Regions from separate parts of the Mus musculus genome. Here region 2 is linked to region 1. The links are chromatin loops, found by intact Hi-C in ENCODE. Cell type or tissue: heart. All regions are shown on one strand. Region 1 holds the start of LOC115488669 (a long non-coding RNA gene). Region 2 has its middle 34 kb from the start of Gm24667.

Evidence for each region. A loop is a pair of places that touch in the nucleus more often than their neighbours do. Peaks named below come from ENCODE experiments on the same cell type or tissue, not always from the same donor. Only the 100,000 strongest peaks of a DNase experiment are listed, where the experiment ranks them.
Region 2: it touches region 1 in a loop (6-fold over the local background); 38 of 42 quality-filtered maps call a loop at or near these places.

The regions. Positions count from the first base shown.
Region 1 is chr16:10,516,392-10,521,391 of GRCm38, forward strand. Ciita (class II transactivator) reads left to right here. Exons shown (of 19, transcript NM_001302618.1): 13 at 1,297-1,377; 14 at 1,903-1,995; 15 at 4,577-4,663. It overlaps LOC115488669 (a long non-coding RNA gene), which reads right to left and starts at 2,113. Exons shown (of 2, transcript XR_003951966.1): 1 at 1-2,113. In heart, no CTCF peak of the experiment used is centred here; no DNase peak of the experiment used is centred here.
Region 2 is chr16:10,269,638-10,274,637 of GRCm38, forward strand. No RefSeq gene overlaps it. Among named protein-coding and RNA genes, the nearest start is that of Gm24667, 34 kb to the left of the region's middle. In heart, a CTCF peak has its summit at 2,820 (motif pointing right); no DNase peak of the experiment used is centred here.

The sequences.
Region 1 (5,000 bases):
CACTTAAAAACTCTCACATGAGCGGAGGCGGAGGCGGATACATGTGGCTCAGTCGGCAGAGTCCTTCCTAGTAGGCACAAGCCCTGGTTCGATCTCCAGCGCTATCTACACGGCATGGGGACACACATCTGTGGTCCCAGCATCTAGGGTAGAGGCAGGAGAATCACTTCAGTCATCTTACACATCTTAGGTTGGAGGCCTAGGCTCGAGAGCTGGCTTCTCTATGCTCCCTCTTCCCGCTTTCTCCTGAAACAAGACCCAGCCCCCGGTCTCTGGGCCACTGTGGGGCAGTGCCTCTGCCCTGAATGCTCTTCCCTATGCAGCAGGTCCACGCTGGCCCTCACTTTCCTCTGTTTTTTTTTTTTTTTTTCTTGTTTATTTGGATATGTGTGTGCGCATGTGTGCCCTGTTGTGGAGGTTAGAGAACAATTTGGCTCTTTCTACCATGCCGGTCTCAGGGACAAAATTCAGGTCCCAGGTTGGGTGCAGGCACTTTGACCCCACTGACCTTGTCTCTCGGTGTTCTGAGACCCTTCCTGAACTCCCCCACAGTGAATCTGTCTGCAGCATTTCTTATCTCTCATAAGCAGTGACTGAATGGGAAAGCTCATGGGTGATCCAGAATGGGGTTGGGTCCCATCTTGGGCCCCCCCAGGCTTTCCCCACACTGACAAGATCCTTCCAGCCTTCTTCCCTGCAGCACCTGGAGTAAGCCTCCTGGACATCACGGTCCAGACCATGAACCAAGTTCTTTATCTCAATACTAACTCTATGCAAGTAGTATCCTAGCATTGGGGGAGAAATGAGGTTTTCCCAGTGTACTGAATTAGTGAGTTGCAGGTTCAGTGGCCTCTGTATCTGTGCACATAAACACACACACACACACACACACAGAGGAGAGGGGGAGGGAAAGGGAGGGAGAGGGGGAAGGAGGGGAGGGAGAGAAAATATATTTAAAAACAGAAGCTCATGCAATCTGGTGTGACCCTGGGAACAGACCTTGGCTGGTGTGGGGACTTCTTCACCAGGCAAGGGTGAGCATGTATAGACATGAGCAGCAGTGAGGACAGGCTTGCTGCTGAAAGCAGAAAGTGAAGTGGGAGCGTCCCAGCAGGCCTCTGGGTGGTCCTGAGCAGAGCAGTGGCAGAGCAGCACAGTGGGCCATTGAGAGCCCAGCAGGCAGGGATAAGACACTAGGGAGTCAGGGAGGGAGCCTCAGACTGTTCTGCATCTTTGCACTCCACTGGCCGTTTAGGTGTCTGACCTGTCTGACCTCTACTGTTGATTGCTTCCTAGGTTGGGCCCCATCTTGGGCCCCCAGGCTTTCCCCACACTGGCAAAGATCCTTCCAGCCTTCTCTTCTCTGCAACACCTGGAGTAAGTTACAGACCCTGACACCCTCCACCCTCTGCCCCGACTTTGTCCCCAGGGCACATGGGGAGTCTTTCTCCTTTTTCCTCTTCCCTACCATCTGGGGAAACTGTGTGGGAGTCAGGTGACCCCACCATGGGGACTTATGACCCCTAATACAGGGAAGGGACAGAGAATGGGACACCCCAGATTTTAAAAAAAAGTTTGGAGTTTTGCAAGCTTTGAAATTCTTTTCCCCACACAGCCCCCTTCACGGCTCTTCGAAACCACAAAGGGCAGACAGGTGGGAGCAGGGAGCTCTGTTCAATAGATTAGGTTCCAAGAGATGTGGGGGGGGGGGCTGACCAGCAGGCTCCTACAAAGACAAGCAGACAGTCTAGTCCATGGTGTGTGGCCAGCTGAATGGCGCCCCCAGGAGGTTAAGGCCAGCTCCCATAAGCCCAGAGAGGAGCTTATGGTCAAGAGAACCAGGGCTGGAGGACGCTGGCCTGGGGCCACAAGGTAAATGGCTGCATTTGATCCCACCTGCAGCCTGGACTCACTTAGTGAGAACAAGATCGGAGACAAGGGTGTGTCGAAGCTCTCAGCCACCTTCCCTCAGCTGAAGGCCCTGGAGACGCTCAAGTGAGTCCACTGGCCCTGCCTCCTTCCTGCTTCTGGTACAGAACCTTTCTCCAGCCGACCCTCCATCCTGTCATCTGCCCATCTCTCCGTCATTCACTCTTTCTGTTCTAGATCATGCACTCTCCCATTCAGCCACTGAAAATCCATTCTCTGGTCTTCCAAATGGATGTCCAGTCCAGGGACCACCTCAGGAACACTGGCCACCTCTTTAAGACATGATCTCTCTCTGGCTTGGAACTTACCAGTTATGCCAGGCTACCCAGCCAATGAGCCCCCAGAGCTCCACATCTCCACCTCACCAGTGCTGGGAGCACAAGCATGCCCAACATGCCTGGCTTTCTGTGTAGGTCCTGGGGATCGAACTCGAGGCTGTGAGACAAGCATTTTATCGAGTTATCTCTCCAGACCTCATTTATTGGTTTGATGAACAAAGACTTAGGGAAGCCTTGCTATCCTGGGCAACAGTGGAGACCCCAAAGATCCTGCTCCCTGACCTCAGGCCTCTTCATATACAATAAACCAGAAGCAAACAAATAAATAAACAATAATTATAAACCAGTGAGCTGGGGAGGCTGAGACAGTGGAATAACCACACGTTTAAGGCCAGCCTATGAATCGGTCTCAAAAAAAACAAATGGTGGGGGAGGGGCTGGCAGGGTGGTTTAGTCGGTGAAGGTGGCTGCTACTAACCTTGACAATTTGAGTTCTGTCCTCGGGACCTACATGGTAGAAGGAGAGAACCAACCAACTCCGGAACATTGTCCTCTGACCTACACACACACTAAAAAAGAGAAAGAGAAAAAAGTATCAAAATAAAATACACTGTAATAAAAGTTTAATGCATGAAAACTGTTCTGGGATGTTGGAAGAGACAGGATAGGTTGGGGCTTAGCAGTGGAAACACTGAGCGGTGGAAGTTGTCTTTAGCTGTTTTATGCTTTGGGAAGTTAAGGTAGAATGGGTGTGTGGGAGATGGACATGATACACCCGTGATCCCAGCGCTGGAGAGACTGGGGCTGGAGGATCTTTGAGTTCAAGGCTAGCCTGGGCTACATGACACCTTGTTTCAGAACAAAAGATGTAAAAGGGGCCAATAAGATGCCTTAGAGGGTAAAGGCTCTTGCTGCACATGCCGGGAGATAAGAGTTTGGTCTCCAGAACTCATGTAAAAGCATGTCAATGCAGAAACATTGCTCTCCTCCTAAAGCGGTTAAGAGTTTATTTGGGAGCCATCTTGAGTGACCGTGGCTCAGAAACACAGATCTAGGTAATCTCAGACTCCATGTTCCAACATGGAGGCAATTCCATGAAGTTTTATAGTTTTAAAGAACAAAGATAGCCATATAAAATACATTGGCATGGCCAGACAGTTGTGGTGCATGTCTTTAATGCCAGCACTTGGGAGCCAGAGGCAGGCGGATCTCTGTGAGTTCGAGAACAGCCTGGCCTACAGAGTTTCAGGACAGCCAGGGCTACACAGAGAAACCCTGTCTCGAAAAACAAGAAACAAAACAAAACAAAAAATATATTGGTAGGAACCCGAGAGAAGCAGGTACACCAAGTAGGGGGAGCTTTTCTACAGGCCCAAGATGTCATCTGAGGGCAGTCTTAGCTTTTGGATTGGTGGAAGCTAGTGGTCAGCTAAGTTAATAGAGCCCAAGAGGTTTTATCCACCAGCCACACTTCTGACACAGAGGTGGGTAAGGACTGGCTGTTCTTGGGCCTCTCCCGACCTCTCCACAATCTTTCAATCAGTCTCTGCGACACAGAGTCTTTCTAGGAATTCTAATTCACAATATAATAATAATAATAATAATAATAATAATAATAATAATAATAATAATATAGAAGCACTGAGAACATAGTGATGATAAAGCACTTATCTAGGACACACAAGGCCCTAGGTTCAATTCCCACAACAAAACAAATAAACCATTTTTTAAAAAATCTGTCAACACTCCATCTTATAAACAAGGTTAAGAAGCCTGAAAATACCCAAGGATTCATGTGTACATTTCCTGATGTGTAATGTCTCTATAATTTACAATGGTCCAGGTATACCACAAGATAGATTTCCCTCCCTTCTCCACTCTCCTTCTGACCTTTTTTAAAAAAATATTAATTTGTTTATTTACTTTACATCCTGATCATGGCGCCCCCTCCTCTCAGTCCTCCCTCACACAGCTCCTCCCTCCCTCCCTCCCTCCCTCCCTCCCTCCCTCCCCCTTCCTTCCTTTCTATTCCCGGACACATGAGCATTTATTAAGTACCTACTGTATGTAGAGCTGGAAGATAGCCCTAGGGGAAAAGGCACTATCAAATTAGACAGCAGGTGGAGGAGAGGACCTCTCTCTCTGCTCCCACCTCTCCCCTCCCCTGCCAGCCCACTCTCTCTGTAACAAACCCTTCATATTGGTGAGTGGTTTCTGTAGGTTCATCCTCATTACCCATGACCCTTCCCAGGGCTGGCTATCATGGCTGTGTGGCTACAGTCCCCTGTGAAGCAGCGAGTTTCCAGCCGGTGAGGAAGGGAGAGCCTTCCACTTAGGTCCTGGACCTTCTCCTCCCTGTGTCTCCTTAGCTTGTCCCAAAACAACATCACTGATGTGGGTGCCTGCAAGCTTGCAGAAGCTCTGCCAGCCCTAGCCAAGTCCCTCCTAAGGCTGAGGTGAGTGAGGTACCCCCCACTGAATGGGCTGGGGAGATGGGGGTGGGGTGGGGCTGGGGGGAGGTAGGGGTGAGGGGGGTATAGGACCCCCTTTTGCTGCTCTTTGTGGCACATCACCACAGCCTTGGGGCAAGTCGCTTACTAGTTCCAAGTCTCTATTTCTTCATCTGTAAAATATGAACCATGTCAATGGATCATGTGTCATACTCCAGCGCTATCCCTAGTGAGCAGTAGTAGATGGTTGCCCTTTACCCAAGGAAGAGCCCACTGGAAAGCCCTGCAGTGCTGGCTTCTGGGCTGTCCACCACTATTCCAGCTAGTTCTCACACTGCCACCT
Region 2 (5,000 bases), 250 kb before region 1:
TGGGTGGTGCCATCCTTGGGCTAGTAATCTTGGGTTCTATAAGAGAGCAAACTGAGCAAGCCAGGGGAAGCAAGCGAGTAAGGAACATCCCTCCATGGCCTCTGCATCAGCTCCTGCTTCCTGCCCTGCTGGAGTTCCAGACCTGACTTCCTTTGGTGGCAGCCAGCAATTTGGAAGTGTAAGCTGAATAAACCCTTTCCTCCCCAACTTGATTCTTGGTCATGTTTTGTGCAGGAATAGAAACCCTGACTAAGACAACTGGTGAGTCTAGCCTGTTGTAGTTGCCAGTGCTGTGGCTTTTGCCCTGAAACTTGTTACACTACCACTGTAGGCACAACATATGCCAGTAATGATTAGGGGTCATGGAGCATTTTACTTCATATTTAAAATTACATGGGCCATTGTAAACATCTAGCCCAATTTCCCAACCCTGTTTCCCATCTTTAACAAGAAGCAGGTTTTTTTCAGGACATACATCCTGGAATGGCCATACAGATGCCAGCCTCCCTCTAAGCTAGCCACCTTCATATTTGGAAAAATGCTTTGACCACCAAAAACCTTCCTGGGTGGCAATAGCCAGTCTACCTGTCTTAGAAAGAACTGGCTGTATTTCTGGCTCTGAAGGACATACAAGAGACCATTCTATCCACAATCTCCCATCTTTGGAGAGTCAGGTGTTTTTAAACTTCTGTGGAATACAGAGGATTAAATGTGGCAGAGTGGGCAATCCCAGTCTGGGCAGTTTCTCTCCAGTGCTGGTCTACCCAGACCTCAGACCTGACCTCCTGCTGCCTATCAACTTCGTCTTCTTTTCTTTTCTTTTTCTTTTCTTTTTTTTTTTTTTTTTGGCATTGGGTATTTTATTTTATTTTTTTCCATTTTTATTAGGTATTTAGCTCATTTACATTTCCAATGCTATACCAAAAGTCCCCCATACCCACCCCCCCCACTCCCCTACCCACCCACTCCCCCTTTTTGGCCCTGGTGTTCCCCTGTACTGGGGCATATAAAGTTTGCAAGTCCAATGGGCCTCTCTTTGCAGTGATGGCCGACTAGGCCATATTTTGATACATATGCAGCTAGAGACAAGAGCTCCGGGGTACTGCTTAGTTCATATTGTTGTTCCACCTATAGGGTTGCAGTTCCCTTTAGTTCCTTGGGTGTTTTCTCTAGTTCCTCCATTGGGGGCCCTCGTCTTCTTTTCAAATGCATTGTTTTTTCTGTAAGTTTATTCATGTGAGATAACAGAATTTAGAATCCCATTGGAAAGGTAAGGGGAAAGACTGGGGAGAAAGGTCTGTGTCTGGTCACATTGCAGGACAAAGTAGACAAAAGAGGAGCTGAGCCAACTCTCTGAAAAAGCAGCATTTAGACAACTTCCTAAATGAAATGTAGGTGTGTGGGTCCAGTTAGAACGTGAGGGAAGGAGTCTGAGAGAAGCCTCTCAGGAGCTGAGAGAGACCCCAGCACAACAAACACTTGCTGCAAAGGCTGTGAGCATGGAGTATTCCCTCTATGTATAGACATTTATGTTCAGAGGGCAACGACCTGGTCTCAAGACTGGCTGCTGATAGCCTTGGGTAGGGGCTTCATTCCTTTCCCCAAATAAAACTTTATAGTAAAGATCTTGCCTAGCTTCCTGTGTCCTACTACAACCATATCAGTTGTATCTCTCAGAATCCACCCAATGATTGTAACTTCAAATTGCACCAGAACCCTAAATATGACTGACTTAAATTACACGAGCTGACCCAGAACTATGGCAAACACCTTTGGTCCCAGCACTCAGGAGGCAGAGACAATATGGACTTCTGTGATCTTAATGTCAGTCATAGAGAGACCTAGAAAGAAAAAGGAAAGAAGCCTAGCTTTCTATTTTCCTGTGAGTGGTAGTGGGGAGACTCCTCGGATGCTGTGGGGGGCGCTGCGAAGCTGATTTCTGTCTCAGCCTACATCAGGATCTGGGCTGCACCATAATATCATCCATCACCCAGCTCTGGGCAGGTCGTACTGTCTCGTCCACAGCCTGGTAAGTACTGTAGCAAGCACAGAGGCATTCGTGGCAGTTTAGTAGGACCAAGGGTCCGGTCTTCTGCTCTCTCTGAGTCTGACTTGGTAAATTTACAGGCACGGTTACTCCTCTGGGCAATGCAGAGTCCAGGCCTTGGTGAGTTGGATTATAGCCCCAGACAAAGGATAGATTCGCAGTTGAGTTGAGAGAATTAGATTTTTTTTTTAATTTTTTTAAAGATTTATTTATTTATTATATGTAAGTACACTGTAGCTGTCTTCAGACACTCCAGAAGAGGGCATCAGATCTTGTTACAGATGGTTGTGAGCCACCATGTGGTTGCTGGGATTTGAACTCCGGACCTTCGGAAGAGCAGTCGGGTGCTCTTACCCGCTGAGCCATCTCACCAGCCCGAGAATTAGATTTTAAGTGATTTTTACTTTGATTGGTTGACTGATTTTGTGTGCATGTGTATGAGTGTGCAGTATTTGGGTGCCACTCGGAAGTCCACATATACCATTCAGGACTCAGTTCTTTCCACTTTGTGAGCCCCAGGAATCAAACGCAGGTTACCCGTCTTGACAGCAGACACCTTCAGCCACTGAGCCCTCTTGCCAGCTGAAAGAATTATGACATGCTAAAGACCACAGGAAATCTAAGCTATATTACCACCCATTTTTTAAGGGTTAATTCATTAAAGGATTATGGGATATCTTTTGCCAGACACTGAAATAGGCACTGATGTGGAGAACAACACTGGGCAGTAAGTCTTTATCTAAGAGAACAATTCTAACACATGACCGCCAGGTGGCAGAAGTGTCTTTTTCTGCAGCTGAAAGAGCACATATCTCACCTGAAGTCTCTATCCAGCCTAATTCCTCCCCGGATCTCCATGTAGATACCCAATGCTTTGGCCTTTGCATCCTGAATTTCGCCTAGAATGATCTTGCTGTAGCTTTTCTGCCTTGATCTTCCTGACTGCAGCCTCCCTTGAGTACCCCCCACCCCCTCAGGCAGATGGGCTAAAGTCCTCAGGGCTGGTGGGCTTTAACCTCAGGCCACATTGTGTCCTTGCCTTTTCATGAAATCTGTACCTGAATGACATAAGACTCTGCCAGCTCACTGCAGGTCCAGTATACGTGAAAGGATATCCGAAGCCATTAAGGTTGTGGAAGCTAGTCTGCTGTCTGTGAGAGTGGGGAATGCTTTCCCTATGGACAATCACCCAGAGATGACAACATGAACCATTCGATTGGGAAAAAACAATCTTGGCAGCAGAGGACAAAGGAAAATTCAGGAAGGCAATTTTTTTTTTTTTTTGTAAAAAGGGTGTGCCAGAACCCGAACGCTGACAGCAAGCAGGACCAAGATGGCCTCTGTCTTTATCCTTGACATAGGTAAAGAATGCCTCTCTCATCCCATAATGGGGGCTCCACAGCCTGACATGCTCGGCAGAGGGGAAGAGTGGGAGGGTATTTGTTGGATTAACTATATTTGAGAGAAAAAGAAAATCCCTTTCAACTTCTCTTTACATCTTTAAAATGACTACCCTTCAGAGGTAACTCTAACTACCATTATGGAACTAGGTCAACAACCAGTCTGGCTTTTTCCAGGTGTAGCAGTCAGGGCAGTCCTCCAATGGGCCCATCTAAAAGACCCCCAAGAGTGTGCTGGTAGTTATCTGTGTAATAGCCAGGTGTGAAGAAGAAAGAACGACCTGGACTGGCACCTGAGAGAGATGAGATGAGGGCAAAGTGTGTATGCTGAGTGCTGTCTTCTTAAAGGGATGTGAAGGTGACGTTCATATTCTATCGGTCCTATTCCTTTAAAGAAGCTTGACTAATCCAGTTTTGAAGAGTGCGGGTAGCAGATAAAGAGAAGCAGCAGACACCCAGCAGGACATCAGCAAATTGATGTTTACAACAGACAGAACTGAGCTAGGGGAACCCTTCTAGTATGACGGACACCACAAGAAAACCTACCAAACCAACTAACCTCCGCCTATAGTGCCTCACTGAGACCGAGCCAACACCCAGAAAGCATGCAGGGGGTGGTCCTGGGCCCCCTACACATATGTAACAGATGTGCAGCTTGGTCTTCATGTGGGACCCCTAACAGCAGGAGCAGGAGCTGTCTCTGACTCTGCTTCCTGCCTTTGGACCCTTTCCCCAAACTGGGCTAACTTGTCTAGGCTCAATAGAAGATGTTCCTAGTCCTACTGCAACTTGATATGCCAAGGCCTGTTGATATCCATGGGAGGCCTCCCCTTCTCAGAGGAGAAAAGGAGGGAGGCCAGAGAAATGGTGGGGAGGGAGAGGGAATGGGAGGAGAGAAGGGAGGAAAGCTGGAATCAGATATCAAGTAAATAATGTACTTAAAAAAAACAAAACAAAACCCTATGAAGGCGGAGTTAAAAGACCTTGGAGAGCACAGGATCAGCAGACTCTGCCCATGGAGCTGTAACAAAAAAGCAAAAGCAAAGTGGGGAGGGGGCCAGTGGTTCAGAGTGATTACATGGTTACATATGTGCCACCCGCACACACACAGGCACAAATCTTCTTCTTCTCCTCCTCCTTCTTCTTCTTCTCCTTCTCCTTCTTCTCCTTCTCCTTCTCCTTCTCCTTCTCCTTCTCCTCCTTCTCCTTCTCCTTCTCCTTCTCCTTCTCCTCCTCCTCCTCCTCCTCCTCCTCCTCCTCCTCCTCCTCCTCCTTCTCCTTCTCCTTCTCCTTGTCCTCCTTCTCCTCCTCCTCCTTCTCCTCCTCCTCCTCCTCCTCCTCCTCCTCCTTCTCCTTCTTCTTCTTCATCTTCATTATATTTAAATACAAAAGCCAGGGTACCCAGGGCTCAATGGGCAGAAAGAGAAGTAAATAACAAACAGCAAACAGGAGTCTGGGGGAAAAGGAATAGTCTGAGCCAGATATAGACAATCAGGAGCAGGCACGGAGAGGCAGCACAGCCGCACCTCTGGCCCACTCTCTACCTCCACTGC